Regions from separate parts of the Homo sapiens genome. Here region 1 is linked to region 2. A link is a loop called in an ENCODE intact Hi-C map of the cell type or tissue named here. Cell type or tissue: PC-3. All regions are shown on one strand.

Region 1 (8,000 bases), 360 kb after region 2:
TACAGTGAGAAGGTCTGTAGGTGTAACAATTCTATGAATTCACTGTTATTCCATTAGCACTGAAGGACAAGGTGCTGAGCAGAAAATGGGAAAGTAATTGTACTGGACTTCATGAATAGCAGCACTGGGAATTATTCCAAACCCTAAGGGAACAGTTATATAGTCAGCTCCTTCATTGTGTGGGCAAAGAAACAGAATTTGCTAGAATAACTCAGAACAATGGACGATCTGCTCCAGGTTCTTTCAGCTTCAGTAACCTGTGAATCATACAAATGAGACAGAATCATAAGAGAAGCTACCAAAGGCAAGCAGTGGAATGGAGACTTCCAGAGTATAAAGATGGGGTAAAGGAATTTGGTTGTTGTTTTTTTTTCCCTTCTTGTCCATAGCACTTTTTGATGTCTACCCCATAATAGACTATTTCGAGTCATCAAATAAATCAGTTTGCTTTATTAGTGAGTTTCTAAACTGGCAAAGCAAAACCTTTACCCAGGATGTGAACTTACCAAGCCAAAGCTCAAACTACAAAATAGGGAATGTTATCAGCTTTTGCTACCTCCTCCCAGTCAGTGCAGATCTTGAGCTGTCTTGCTGAGCATTCTTGGGCCTTCCCCACTTGCCAGCAGTTATTCTGCACCCCGCTCCACACACACACACACACACACACAAGTGGGACCAGAAGGAAGGAGGAGGGAAAGTGTCTCAGATAATCCAAGCTTTGAGTTCTGAATTACTGAGGAAAAGGTACGTAGGGACAGTGGTGACCAAGGTACTGAGACAGAGAAGGGTCTGAGACATGGAGAGTTTTGCTGACGCACACCTCGTGAGGTCCAGAACTAGTGGAGCCTCATTTTGCTTTAAGATTCCTAATGACATGGGCTATCATGACCCAAAGGTGACCTGCACTGGTACCAGTTTCACAGTCTGTCAGACACTAGGAAGTATTATGCTAAAAAGTTTGGTGTTAATCTGAGTTATTTGCTTCCTGGGGAAAGCACCAGAAGATGCCATTCTGAGGGTTATCTGCAGGCATTGAAATCTGGTGTGATTGCTTTCCAGCTCCACCTAGATCTAGAGCCACATCCCTAAACTGGGAAGAATCAACAGAAAAGAACATAGCCCCACAGCACAAAACAATGGCAGCTTTAGTCTGAGCAAGAACATTCTGTGAGGCCCCAGCTGAAAGGCAGGTTGGGATTTGGAAGGAATGTCACCAGGCAGTAAACAAGAATGATCTGGGAGACCCTGGCCTCTGCCTGTACTGAGAATGCCTTGGACTCCTTTCAGAATGTCAGATTTATTCCAAGAGCTCTGAATGGCATCGGGCTCCTGTGACCCTGCAAAGCCAATAGAAGGAGCTCTGAAATGCTTGGCTTGGCCTTCTCCAAATCTGCAGGAAGGTCACAGCCTGTATGTCCATCAGGTCTGTGTGCACCAGCCCAAGGCTTTACCAAAGCTCTCAAGTAGGTCCTGGGAAGGTTTATTGAGACCCCCACCCCTTCCTACCACTACTGCCTCCAGAGCACACATATACCCTCCTTCGAAAGCACTCTTAAAATCAGCAACAGAAAAAGGAAGCCCAATTAGGAGAAAATAACTAGCATTCAGTCAGCAGATGGCATATGGAATATGAAAATTTCCCAGCCTCTAAAACCATCACCTTTTCCATGACCTTGACCTCCCTTTTTTTGGTTGAAAGAGAAGAGAATCTTTCAGCTCTGGGCATATTACTAACCCTGATATTCCAGCCTTTCCTAGGCTCTGGTTTATAAACCACATCCCATACTTCCTCAACTGTATTCTAATTACTAAAATGCTCAAAACACCCGGCTCATGAATAGAACCTCCTCAAAACTTTAATAGAAAGCAGGGAGAAAGAGTTCTCAGCTCCTGTTCCATGGTCCTCTCCCCTTCTTTTTCCTTAAAACAACCTGGACACCTGTGGCAAAAATATTAACACTGCAACCATTGCAAATGGAAGTCTCTAATAACCCCTCCCCGCCATAGAAAATCTTTACTAACAAATTGCAGCTAGTTCTGCTCCCAACCAATCCGAGCCCCATGAATCATGCCACTGAGCTCCCAAGTTATTGTCAACTGGGTTGACAGCCTCAGGTATGATGCTGCTGAAGCATCCTCAGAGAATGCAGAGAAGTGGAGGTCTTTTCTCAGAGGAGGCTCTGTAAACTCTTTTCAAGCCTAGGGAAGGGATCATGCTGCACTGAGCTCCAGAGTTAAAGAGGGGGCATGTTAGACTACAGTGCTGCAGCCTATGTTCACATCCTGGCTTCACCACTTCATACTTATGTAGCCATGGCTGGCTCCTTTGCCTCCCCATGCCTCAGTTTCCAGACCCATAAAATGAGGATAATGATAAAACTATCTCCTAGGATTAAAGGAGATTTTTCATGTAAAGTACTTAGCACAGAGCTTCCAATACAAATGCCAGACACCATTAATAGTGTAGTTCTAATGAGAACACATGGACACAGGGCAGGGAACATCACACACCAGGGCCTGTTGGGGTGTGGGGGGCTAGGAGAGGGCTAGCATTAGGAGAGATACCTAATGTAAAAGACAGGTTGATGGGAGCAGCAAACCACCATGGCACGTGTGTACCTATGTGACAAACCTGACGTTCTGCACATGTATCCTAGATTTAAAAATATATAGTATAGTTTTGAGCCAGAACATCAGAGAGTTGAATAGACTTTGGGGACAAGAATAGCAGGAGCTCATCCATAGTATGGATGGAATAGTGTGGAAAGAACCATTGATATCAGCACATATTTACCTTCCCTAGCCCCATTTGTGATATATCAATAGGAATATCAAAGGTATTTGAAACTTCATATAGAGCTGTCTGTATCATTTTGTCATAAGTATTGCTGGGCTTGGAAGATTACCCATAAACGACGACTTCATTGTGGGGTAGGGGAAGCCCCTGAACACGTGACTGAACAGCAGGGACCCTCCCAGCATTGCAGGCTGGTTCCCATAAGACTTCAAGTTTTTTGAAAAAGTATTTAAATGATTAGGAGAATGTTTAGACACTGAGGTACTATTAGGTTGAAGTGGAAATCTCATAAGATCCAGTTTCCTTTCTAAATTCTAGTTTCCTAAGACTCAGGTTGAGTTAAAAATGTCTACAAAGAAATTATATTTTAGAAACTGGTATTATATTATATTATATTTTAGAATACTTCCCACCCATGGCCACTACGGTAGTAGTGGGATATAAATGAGGGAAAATTCTCCATCCTGCTAAAATATTTAGAGACGAATTCTGGCTGAAGGTCACAATCAATTCAGCCTTCCCAATTCCTGAGGGTGATTTCAAATTTGGTTTCAAAAAAAAAAAAAAATAGAAAGGGCCAAATCCCACAGAAATTTCTGGAGCTGGCATTAAATGAATCTTCTTTCACAGAACTCCTAACAGCAGTTGGATATTAACAAGGAGAAAAGAACAATTATCATTTGGGACTCCAAGTGCCACTTTATGTCACTTTAAAGAATGAATAGACTTCCAGCTCCACTCAGCTGCCTGTTCACAGTTACAAAGCAATGGTAAATAATCGTAAGTAAATGGAAGGTGTGATTTAGGAGGGTGAAATAGTATAACGACTCGATGCTTTCTCTTGCTTTTCTGTGGCAAGGCAAGCAGGACAGCTCCTGCCACGGGTTTGGCTTAAATCTGGATCTGTGACTTACCAAATTAAAAAAAAAAAAAAGGTCCTGGAACTATTTATTAAAGTGGACACACAACAAACTACCAAAACATTATTTTTACAAGGAGAGAATGATCATATCATGAGTCATGGTTTAATTTGCTCTCTAGTGGTTTTATTTAACCAAAGGATCATACCTGTTCGTGCCAATAAAACTTGAGTGGTTTTAATAGAAAGTACATCTTTCCATTTTCTCAGCCATGCCAGTTTACAAGGAGCCATCTGAGCTCTACTCCTGAGAAGATGTGTTGATATGGTGGATATGGGCAGGACTTTCCGTTTGCACTCATAATTCACCCCAAAGGGAGGTTTTATACTCACTCTGAAAGGGGTCTAGACCTCAGCCAGTGAAGGCTTTGATCTTGGGCCTGAAACCATCTTATCCAAACACACATTCATTTAATCTTGCAACTCAAGAGTGACGCACCCTTCCAAAGTGGTTTGGGAGGACCAAGGGGACAGGGTTGGGGCTTGCAGGAGAGACTCACAGATATGCCTGAGGAGCCAGTTATCTGTGATACCCAGTCTCAGGAGAGCAGCTTTGCCTCTCAGTGAGGCTGGAGGGCAATGTAAAGCATTTCTAGTGCAGGCAGTCTCCTCTAGGGCTTTCCAGGGGGAGTGAGATTGTATATACAGGAAAGTATAAGGGCAAACAAGAACTGCCCTAGGGAAATCCAGACAGGCTGAGATCCATGGCTGCTGTTTTTCCCACCTTTCCTTCCAGTGTCCAGCCCAGTGCCCACCCGTCTCCTACACCCCTGTCCCTAAGGCCACCGTCTTGTGCCATTTCCTGACTATATTACTATCAACTAAGTCCAAAATAAGGTGGAGGTTTCAGATAATACCTTTCCCAGAAGAATTTGTATGTTAACATAAAGCCCTAAATCCCTTTCAAGTCTCAATTCAACAAACATTGAGGAGACTCATTTCTGCCTACTGGGCATTAAGCATTTGTGGAAACAAAGAGGAAAGAGACTTGCCCCTCCCTCAAGGAGCTCACAGTCTAACAAGAGAGGAGATATATAGTCAAATAATTCTGATATAATCAATGGAAACAGAAAGGTCTGTGGAAACCCCAGTGAAGAAATTCCTGTGTTTGTCACAGGAATAGTGACAAAGAAGAGGTACTATTTGAATTGGGTCCTGGATCCAGTATCCATTAGGATTATGTCTGACTATGTATAACAGGAAAATCCAAATAACCATGGATTAATGAAAATAGTGGTGTTTAATCTCACTAAAAGAAGTCTGGTATTAGACAATCTATGTATGGTTAACAGAGCTCCATGATGCCACCACAGTCCTATCTTTCTTCTTTATCTTTTTATATAGCTTCTATCCTCAAGTTTGCTTCTTGGGCCCAAAATGGCTGCTGGAGCTCCAGAGAGTCCATTACCATTACAATTCCAGACAGGAAGGCAGAAAGGGCAGAATTGATGCTCTGAGAGGCTTCTCTAGAATTCCACTCAAGAACTTCTATTTCATTGGCCACCCATTCTGAGGAAATAGAACACCTCCATAGATTCAGGCTTATATTGTAAGGAGGAGAGGGAGACTGGATATTGAGTAGGTAAGTAGCAATCTATGCAACAGGCTTCAAGCATAAATGGGGCTTCCCAGAAAGACAAAGTGAAGAAGGACATTTCTGGTAATAGGAACAAAACATGCAAAGATAAAAGTCTGTAAAGTATTTGGTGGGTATTGGAAACTCAATAGTCTAGAAAGGCCTTCCAGGTCAACCTTAGTAAATCTTATTTTTCTGAGTGGGTTGTGGGTTTGGGGGGGTATGTGTTGTGGTTATTGCTGATGTGGAACCCCACCATGAATAAAGGTAAGAGAAGCAACTCTGGTTCAAAGTGCAACAGGAAGAGAACTGTACTTGAATAATTAGAATGTAAGAGAGAGTGACAAGTCCTAAGAGAGTGGTAACTAAAAGATCAATAGTACTTCACAGGCAATGACAGTAGAGCTATATTGAATGGATTTAGGATTTCCAAGTGCCAAGCTGAAAGGAAAAGCTGTCCAAATGGAGGGAACAGCATTTGCAAAGGCCCAGAGAGATAGTGAAACATAAGTGACATTGAGCCTGATTCCCCTTTATCAGAAACTAAAGTTTGTGAAACGGTGTGGGGAATGAGATAGGAAAGGTAAGTGGGGCAGGATCAGTGGAGGACAGTGCAGTTCTAGTATCTAGCAAGGACGTAACCGTGATGGAGGCCTCTGATCTCAACCACTTGAGCAAAGTAGCAGCAATCATGCCTTTGTACTGCAGTTTCTTTTAATAAAAGTAGGATGCACTTGTAGTCTGGATTCTCAAGGCACATAGGCCTATTGACAAAACACAGGATCCATGAGGCCTGAATCTTGATCTAAAGTCCACCACTCAGTTTTGGACTAGTCCCTGCTGCCTCCCCTGCCAAAGCATTTGCAATCTAACTCTCTGTAGTCACACACACTGTGTAGTCCTCAAGTCAACTCATCCCAAAGAGTTGGGACCCTGAGGGAAGGCAGTGCTAGTATGTGCTCTCCGTCTTCTGTGGTGCTCCCTGTCTCCACTTTGGTGCTACAGATGTGGCCAATTCTGTGGGAGAATGATTTTTAAACTGTATGTGACTACCCATAATGGGTCATGGAATCATTTAGGTAACTCAGAACCAGCATTTTTTTTAATGAAATAGAATACTGTATTAGAATAGGTTAGACTACACTGTGGTAAACATTTCTAAACTCTTAGTGGCTCATCAAGCAAAGTTTTATTTTCTCTCAAAGGCTGCTAAGGATGTGGTGATTCTCTAGGGCAAATGTCCTCCATGTAGCAACTTAGTGATGCAAACAGCTCTGATCTGTGGCTTTACCACCTTCACCGGAGGCCTCCCTGGGTCACTGTAACAGGGAGAGGGTCAGCCTGCTGGCTTCCTGTGTTTCAGTGTAGAAGTGATGCTATCCCTTTATAACCATAGCACATTGGCCAGAATTAGTCCTAGAGCCGCACCTACTTCAGGCACCTGAAAGAAGAGAGCTGGATATTGGCAGATACTAGCTAGCAATGTCCAGTATAAACAGAGTAGAAGACAAATGGAATGGAACAGAATATATCTAAGTGCATCACAGAAGGATTTTAGAGTTATATGTGTGTGGTTGAGAAAATGTTGAGGCATGTACTAAGTAACAATTGTAAAATGTATTTCTGGCTAGGCGCGGTAGCTCATGCCTGTAATTCTAGCACTTTGGGAGGCCAAGGCAGGCAGGTCACCTGAGGTCAGGAGTTCGAGACCAGCCTGTCCAACATAGTGAAACCCTGTCTCTACTAAAAAAATACAAAAATTAGCTGGGCATGGCAGCGGGAGCCTGTAATTCTAGCTACTGGGGAGGCTGAGGCAGGAGAATCGCTTGAACTTGGGGGCAGAGGTTGCAGTGAGCCAAGATGGCACCACTGCACTCGCCAGCCTGGGCAAAATCAAGTGAAACTCCACCTCAAAAAAAAAAAAAAAAAAAAAAATGTAGTTCTAGGTAGAGGCCAGATGTTTTAAAAAGGCTTCAAAGGGACTACATCTGAGGAAAAAAGTATGTCTAGGAGGAGAAGAGATTTGTGACATGTGACCCTATAAAGACAAAGGGCTCTCCTTGTGTCTGCTCAAAGAAAATAAGTTTCTGAAGTCTCCTGAACAGTCTTCATTCCATAGCTCAAAAATAACCCAGTGTTACATACCTGGATTCGTATAACAAACTCAATGGGTTACAGTCAACATTGCTGGGGTGGGAAGTGTGTGTGTATTCATTTTGTTCCCTAAAAGAGCTGCAGGGCATGCATTCTAACGAATTTGCTAAATGGCCAGGAGTCCATAGAGTTTGGGAAAGTTAGAAGGTGGCCTCAAGAACACCCAGGGACCGGAGAAACAAACATAAGAAAGGGGAGTTCTAGGCAGGCCCTGGTGACTCATGCCTATAATCCCAGCACCTTGGGAGGCTAAGGCGGGAGAATTGCTTGAGCACAGGAGTTCGAGACCAGCCTGGGCAACATGACAAAACCCTGTCCCTACAAAAAAAATTAAAAATTCACTGGGTATCATGGCACATGCCTGTAGTCCCAGCTACTCGAGAGGCTGAGGGGGGAGGATTGCTTGAGCTCAGGAGGTCGAGGCTGCAGTGAGCCATGATTGTCACTGGACTCCAGCCTAGTGACAGAGCAAGACCCTGTTTTTTTTCTTAAATAAAAACAAAGGCTGCTCTAAGGTGACATTAAAAATCTAATGCCCCATATATACCATGAAA
Region 2 (8,000 bases):
GAAAAAAGAAGAAAAAAAGGAAGGAAGAAGCTAACTAAAATTCTGCATCTGGCATACTAGGAAACGAACAGATGCTATGTGGAGTTGCTAAGTCAAGAAATGAAAATATATGCGTATTCTTAGGAGTCATAGAATAACAATCAGAAAAAATAAAGACATAAATGGTTAAAATCAGATACCTTTGCTGTGTAGGATCACGATATAGGCAAAGGATGAAAAATAATTTAACTCTTTATTTTATACTCTTCTATGCAGTCTGAATGTTTTTAATGTGTTTGAATTATATTTACTTATGTATTCTTCTTCAGGTGATCAAGATATCAAAAGCAGAAACTATAAAATAAAAGCCCATTTGTTTGATGGCAATAGAGTCAAGCAATCCTAGCAGGCAAAAACCCACTACAAAAAAATTAAATGACGAATGATAAACCAAGGGAAGCATTTTCAACACATGTGTTGATCAGTTAATAGTCTTTGTAATATACATGATAAATTGTTAATCTCATCACTATACCTAATTCATTATTTACGTTACCTTGGGCAAGTTACTCAATCCCCCTGCGCCTTGGCAGACTCATTTGTAAAATAGACAGTAATAGCACTTACCTCACAGGATGGGATTAAACATAAAACACCTAAATCAGGGCCTGGTGGGTCATGCTCAATACACATTAAATGTTAGCTGTTGCTGTTACTCCTATCATCAAAGACCAATAATAAAAGGTAAGCATAATAGAAAAATGGACAAATGATATAAATAGTTAATAAACAAAAGAAGAAACATAAATGGACAACAGCTATACTAAATAAGATCAGCTTTACTAATAATGAAGTAAAACAAATTAAACCAACAATGGAGTATTATTTTTACCTGGCAAATATTTAAATCTTCAGGACTCAAAAAAGAATAATCATACTTGGAGTAAGTCAGGGTTTGGGAATTGAGAACCCTCCTATATGATTGGTGAAAAAGGAAAGTGATAAAACTTTTACAAAGGCAGTGTTTACTGAGCCATTAGATTTTGTGAATCATTTGATCCAGCAATTTTGTTTCTAGAAATTTATTCTAAGAAGTAATTATGGGCATGTGCAATAGTCTCTCCATGGAGATGAATGCATTGATTTGAGCAAGAAGTTGTGCACAATGGTTACTAGTTGGTTGAGTGAATTATAGCATATTAATATCATGGAACCCTATGAAGTCATTTAAAAAATAATAAAGAAAAAATATATTGATGGGAAAAGATATTCACAATACATTTTTAAGTAAACAGGAAATTTAATATATAATATTTATATTTAATAACTATCAAATAAGAAAATTTAATATATAATAAGATCTAGCTTGGTTAAAAATTCACAGCCAAATTTATATGTGCAAATGCACCTAAAATTATATATTATATATACTAACATACATTATATGTATTATATATGAATATAATTATATATTATTAAATTTTATATATTTTATTATACCTGTATATATAAATAACATATAACATTTGTATTATTTATATATAAATTACATGGAGTCAGAAGTGTTATGTGGAATCACAAGTGATTTTTATTTTTTTCTTTTGGCTTGCATATATTTACCAAAATAGAGCAAACTACTTATGATAGACTCTGGTCCCAAAAATCCCCATTAACATACTTAATAATTGGCAATGTTCATTTAAGTGCAGATTGCACAGAGGTAGAAGTCTGAAATTCTTTTGCTACCCATGATAGAAGAGAAAGAAGATGTTGGCTGTTTTGGGCCATTTATCTGCAAAACAGAAATACTGCTATTGTTGTACTGAAACCTACTCATAAAATAATTCCACAGTGTGCAAATGCCTCCAGGTTTTCTTAGAGATAAAATAAGTATCTCATTAAACAGCTGACTCTTGGATGACAATAAATACATACTAGATGTCTTTATTCCCTGTTAAGTAAATGCTTATAAGGAAATTCGATGTCATCAATTATTTAAAAAGATGAAGAAATGGAGCACCAATTTTGTCTTTTTAAATGAGACTGTTATGCTGCAGAGAAGTTCTTGCTAGATAATGTCATTTAAAGTGTGATACCAGTGAACGCTTGGCACTTTGAGTGGCATTTTGAAAGACTACATTTCTTACCGCCCATGTATCTTGAGGGAAATTTAATATGGAAGGTAATTGGATGGCTATAAGACTCAAGCAACCGTGGAACTGAGGGGAACCTTGAACTATCATCCAACCGTTCAAGAGAAATGTACTGAGGATCAGTATGTGCCAGACATTATGCCAAGTGTTGGTGACAAAGACTGGATGGGCATAGCCACTCATCTCGGCCCTCAATAACTCCTCACTGAAGTAGGCAAACAATATCTATAAAGGGATTTAATATGCGTAACAAAACCTCACCCTAGAAACCATTTCAGAAAATAGCTTACATGTATAGGGTTTGGTTATAAAAATATATTCCTAAAATAATTCCATTTTTTCTCTTGGTAACGTCATCTTGAAGTAGATTTCGAGTTCCTTAAAGGCAAATTTTCTCCATCCCTCACAACACATAGGCAATTATTTGGTAGGTTCTCCAATAACTACTGAATGAATGAGTTCATAGACCCCTTCAGAAGCAGATGGGGAGACGTTTTATAATACTAATCATTAAAACCTCTTCCAGAGATAGATATTTCATGTTCATTCTGCTTCTTCCAACTATTTGAAAAGCCTTGTTAGAAACCCTCATTAGTGCTCCTCCAATTTGACCCATAGTTGTAAACACAGAGGTGATAAGAAGCTGTCCCCTTTTGATCAGAATTAACTGAAACTGTTATCACAACCAGAGGTATATTTCTCATGAATCTGCTTAACTTAAGAACAAGTTTCTTATATCTTGACACATCTTTCTGAAGGTAATTCACTTTGATATTTGCCTTGAAAACTGATAATCAGCATGAAACTCATTTATTTTGATGCCTGTCTAGATACTGGGGTGATACATAATTAAAAAAAAAAAAAGTTATGGCTGTTTTTGCTTAAGGACTCCTTGTCTTGGGAGTCAATTTCATGCTGACTTCATTTTTCAGACACCAGGTGGCATCACATGGCAGGAATGGCAAGGCCACCCTGGGATCTTTAAACAGAGGCTGGGAAGCAGTGCTCAGCTGAATTCCAGCTTTAAGTTGTGTGCTCGGTGTGCTGCCCACACCCCTGCCTGCTGCTGCTGTCTTGTTTGTTTTTCTCTCATTCCTGTTCCCTGGTTCCTGACTCTGGCATCTCCCCTACCCTACCTCTTAATGTCCCTGTTCAGATTACTGGGACTTGACCTTGATTATATTCTGTGACTCTGTCTTTTGTCTCACGGATGAGATCTGACATTCACTGGCAGCGTCTCCAGAACTCTACCCCGTAACTTAGAACTTGCTTTGCTCGTGTCAAGTCATGCGTGACAAATTGGCCTACCAAAAATAAATAAAAGAAATCCATGTGGATGGTTTCTTATCTCAGTTCCAATGTACTTTAATTTATTGGTATATAAGTCAGATGCAAGTGATGAAAGTGATAGAAACCCAATTCAAATTAGCTTCAGCAAAATTTGTCCACTGGCCTGTTTAACAGGGATTGAGCTGACTCTGGACATGCCAGGCTTAAGACTTCAAACATGGCTGTCTATCTGTTCTTTTTCTCTCTTGGCCCCGATTGTCTCTGAGTGCTAGCCTCATTCTTTCATGGTGCAGATAGATAGCTTACTCTAGAAAGCAGGAGAAGGTGACTAATGGCATCTCCAGGCTTACTTTTTTTTTTTTTTAGCTCAAAATAACATTTCATTCTCCCAATATTTGCATATCAGTCACAAAGACTCTGTTTGCCTCTGCTTGTATCAGAAGATCACCCATAAGCCAATCACATAATACTCGAAGGGAATTAAACAAGGTCACTGGTCAGATCTGAGTCACATTCCCATCCCTGTGACCAGTGACATGGAATCCATTATTGGAAGAAAGTGGTTGGAGGACAAGTAAGAATAATAACAACCATATTTCATGATCCTAGAATGTTCAGAACATGGTGGATTAAAATGATAGGTCCTATGCACTAAAAACTCAAAGAAAGGCTTTATTTTAAAAAGCGAACATTACTAAATGTAGAGTTGATTTTGAAGGAGAGAAAAGGAAATTCTCCAAGTGTGAGAAACAAGAGAAAAATCACAGCAAGAGTGGGAAGCTGCCACTGTCAGTGGCCATGTGATTTTATATGGCATATACTGCCCAGAGGTTTTGGAGCTGGAATCCCATTTCCATGTGGAAATCAGAACCCTGTCTAAAGGTTCACTCATGGTAATACAACTTGAGCAAAGCTCTTTGAATAGGGCCTGCAATTTCAAAGTGTTCCTTCAGTCACATAGACTGTGTAGAGCAGCCTTAAGAAATAGCAACGAAACTTGCCATCTATCTGGAATTTGAGAAATCAAAATCCCTAGCCTGGGCAGTTGTGATACAGGAAATGTAAGCCAATAAATTAACATGGAGAGTTTTCAGGACTATTGAAACAACTGTCACAGCCGTATCCCCTCTTCCTATTTCCAAATACACTGAAACTGCCCTGAGGTGATACTTTCACATCCCAGGTACATAGAAATCCCACTTAAAAAACAGAATCTTTTCTGAAAATGAGCTCACAATAAAAAATGTACAGGCCGCAAGAAGAATAACTCCACCATGTTGAGCAAAGGAAGGAAAGAAAGGAGATAAGCAAAACAAAAGTAAATCAGAAGGACAAGCACCCTAAGGAACTAAACAAAAATTACAAAAATATGAGAAAGATTATCAAATGAGCACACTAAAGAGACTAAAGAGGTAAACAGTGGAGTGGGGAAAAATTAGAAAAGAATGGTATAATAGGAAAAAAAGAACTTTTCAAAATGAAAAGTGCAAATATTGACATTAAAAACTAAAGGGAATGACATAAATGTCATATTAAACCCAGCGATGAAACAGAATATAAAGTTGGCAAATGGCCCAGCATGTAGTACAGATAAAAAATATGAAAGGCTAGTTAAGAGATATGGAGGATAGCACTTTTTAAAAATCCAGAATTCATCAATAAAAATTTCAAAAGGAGAAACTAAAGAGAATTGAATTGTGGCAATATTTTGAAGGGATAATGGTTGATAATTTTCCAAAATTAAAGAGATAAATTGAAGCATCACATTATGTCTAGAGCTGGATAAATTAACACTAATTCACATTCAAATACATTGCAGGTTTTAGGTTTATTTTGTTGTGTTTTTAATTTTAAAGAGTCTATTTGAGCAACAGAGATTTGTGAATCAGGCAGCTCCAGGCCTCAAGTGTTAAGCCTCCACCTAGAGGAGGGGAACAGCTTTATAAGATATTTGAGGAAGCAAGACAAAGAAAATATTTGATTGATTATTGTTGTGAAATGTGAGATCATCAAAGAGAAAGAAGAAATTTTAAAAGCAACCAGAGAGGAGAGATGGTTTATTTCCAATAAGGATTACTTACACTTACTTACAATTTGGATGGCAATAGTTTTCTCATTGGCAACAATAGCTGCTTAGCTGCTAGAGGATAGAGGAATAATAGGTTCAAAGTATTGCAGGAAATTCATTGACAGCCCAGGTTCTAAATTCAACTAAAATGTCATTTAAGAATAAGATTAAATACATTTTCAGGTACTTCATCACTCATCAATGATAGAACTTCTGAAGAATATTATTGAGTAGAAATAGGAAACTAAACTCAGAATAAGGGAGAAACAAGGAGAATTGAGCAGAGAAATTGGTAGAAACATTCATAAATCTAATAAGGCATGACTATGACAATAATAGTGATGATAGTTAATGGGAGTGGCGGGCAAAATAAGTTAGAAACAATTACTCATAATCCACTACAATATTCAAAGACGGGACACTGAAAGGTCATAGAGGGAGAAATAATGTGTATAGAGAAAGTGGGGGAAAAGTGGAGACACAGCAAAAGACCTGTTTATTAGAGCAATGCAATTTTCACTCCAATAGCTACCTTCACCAGAATGCTTCTCAAAATGATGCAAAAGACTGCGACAACAGGCCGGGCACAGTGGCTCACGCCTGTAATCCCAGCACTTTGGGAGGCCAAGGCTGGCGGATCACGAGGTCAGGAGATCGAGACCATCCTGGCTAACATGGTGAAACCCTGTCTCTACTAAAAATACAAAAAATTAGCTGGGCATGGTGGCAGGCACCTGTAGTCCCAGCTACTTGGGAGGCTGAAGCAGGATAATGGCATGAACCCGGGAGGCAGAGCTTGCAGTGAGTCAAGATTGCGCCACTGCACTCTGTTGCCTAGGCAACAGAGCAAGACTCTGTCTCAAAAAAAAAAAAAAAAAAAAAAAAGACTGTGACAACAGATAATTCTTTTTAATTTGGTAAGGAAATGCTGAAATCAATTTATATCTGCTATGACACTGTAGGTAGCCCTTAACAATTTCAGACTGTGCAAAAAATACCTATTTATTAGGAAACTGGTAAAGTATCTTCCATGGGGCCCCTCCATTTTTCTCTCCAGAATTTTAGGCTCTCTTCTTTGTGGCTTTGGTGTTTCCAATTGTGGACATGTCATGTTCTCTCTGGAAGCTCTCCTTCATCTTTCACTTTGTCTTCCTAGTTTCTCTTACTCTGTTCTGACATCCTCGTGTTCTCATATTGTCAGATTTACAACCCACCTAGGAATCCACCTGTTCAGTTCTCTCCAGTTTCTGGGGAGAAGTTATCTCTGTGGGTGGTACACAAGGGACATTTTCTGCCATGTCAGCTGTTGTTATGCTGTGTAATGGAGATGCTCTAAAAATCTTTCTTTATGTGCACAGATGACTTTGAGATGATTTTTCTAGGCAACAAATCAGTTTTATTTTGTTTTGTTTTGTTTTTGAGACAAGGTCTCACTCTGTTGCCCAGGCTGTAATGCAGTGGCACGATCTCGGCTCACTGCAACCTACACCTCCCAGGTTCAAGGGATCCTCCCACCTCAGCCTCCTGAGTAGCTGGGACCACAGACCACACCAGGCTAATTTTTGTATTTTTTGTAAAGACTGGGTTTCACCATGTTGCTTAGGCTGGTCTGGAATTCCTAGGCTCAAGCAATTGTCCCGCCTTGGCCTCCCAAAGTGCTGGGATTACAGTTGTGAGCCACCATGCCCGGCCTAAAACCAGTTTTGAGAGAAAGTTGGAGGAGGTAGTTCTGTCTTCTGCTATATATCATCACTCAGTCATAGTAGCTCCTCATTCATTTTATCCCCTTGTTTGAAATGTTATCTCTCTAGTTTAGAGTGCCCAGTGATGGTTTCTAGTCTGGGCCCAATATAGCCAGCCATGTTCTAAGAGAATGACTTGCACTAAATACAGTACACATGAGGCAGAAGTGGAACCAAGGTGCTAACATAATAAACTAAGAAATTACAAGGTTGCGCACGGTGGCTCACGCCTGTAATCCCAGCACTTTGGGAAGCCAAGGCGGGTGGATCACAAGGTCAGGAAATTGAGACTGTCCTGGCTAACACAGTGAAACTGCGTCTCTACTAAAAATACAAAAAATTAGCCGGGCGTGGTGGCCGGTGCCTGTAGTCCCAGCTAACTGGGAGGCTGAGGCAGGAGAATGGCTTGAACCCGGGAGGTGGAGCTTGCAGTGAGCCAAGATTGCGCCACTGCACTCCAGCCTGGGTGACAGAGTGAGACTCCATCTCAAAAAAAAAAAAAAAAAAAAGAAAAAAAAAGAAAGGAATTACTGACCCAGGGACCAGAATATCCATGCTGGTATGGTCATTTCATTTTCTTTCTATTGTCAAGGTACTTAAGAAGATGAATTATAATCAGCATCCACTTTATTAATTCACCACAGAAAATTACTGTCATCGGGATTTCAAGCACCCCAAACACCATATGATAAAAGCAGCCTTTCCCATAGGCAGGCCTGCATATGAAAGCAAATAATATCAGAGGGTTGTATGGTAAACACAGGGACA

What was found. Peaks named below come from ENCODE experiments on the same cell type or tissue, not always from the same donor. Only the 100,000 strongest peaks of a DNase experiment are listed, where the experiment ranks them.
Region 1: a loop joins it to region 2, with 3.0 times the contacts of the local background. A loop is called at or near these places in 2 of 110 quality-filtered maps.

What each region holds. Positions count from the first base shown.
Region 1 is chr3:143,279,770-143,287,769 of GRCh38, reverse strand. All of the region lies in intron 14 of SLC9A9 (solute carrier family 9 member A9), which reads left to right. Among named protein-coding and RNA genes, the nearest start is that of SLC9A9-AS1, 58 kb to the left of the region's middle. In PC-3, no CTCF peak of the experiment used is centred here; DNase peaks (open chromatin) are centred at 3,859 and 4,129; H3K27ac peaks cover 1,320 bases.
Region 2 is chr3:143,639,761-143,647,760 of GRCh38, reverse strand. The region is part of intron 6 of SLC9A9 (solute carrier family 9 member A9); the gene reads left to right. The region is part of intron 1 of LOC102724120 (a long non-coding RNA gene); the gene reads right to left. Among named protein-coding and RNA genes, the nearest start is that of SLC9A9, 200 kb to the left of the region's middle. In PC-3, a CTCF peak has its summit at 3,060 (motif pointing right); a DNase peak (open chromatin) is centred at 3,090.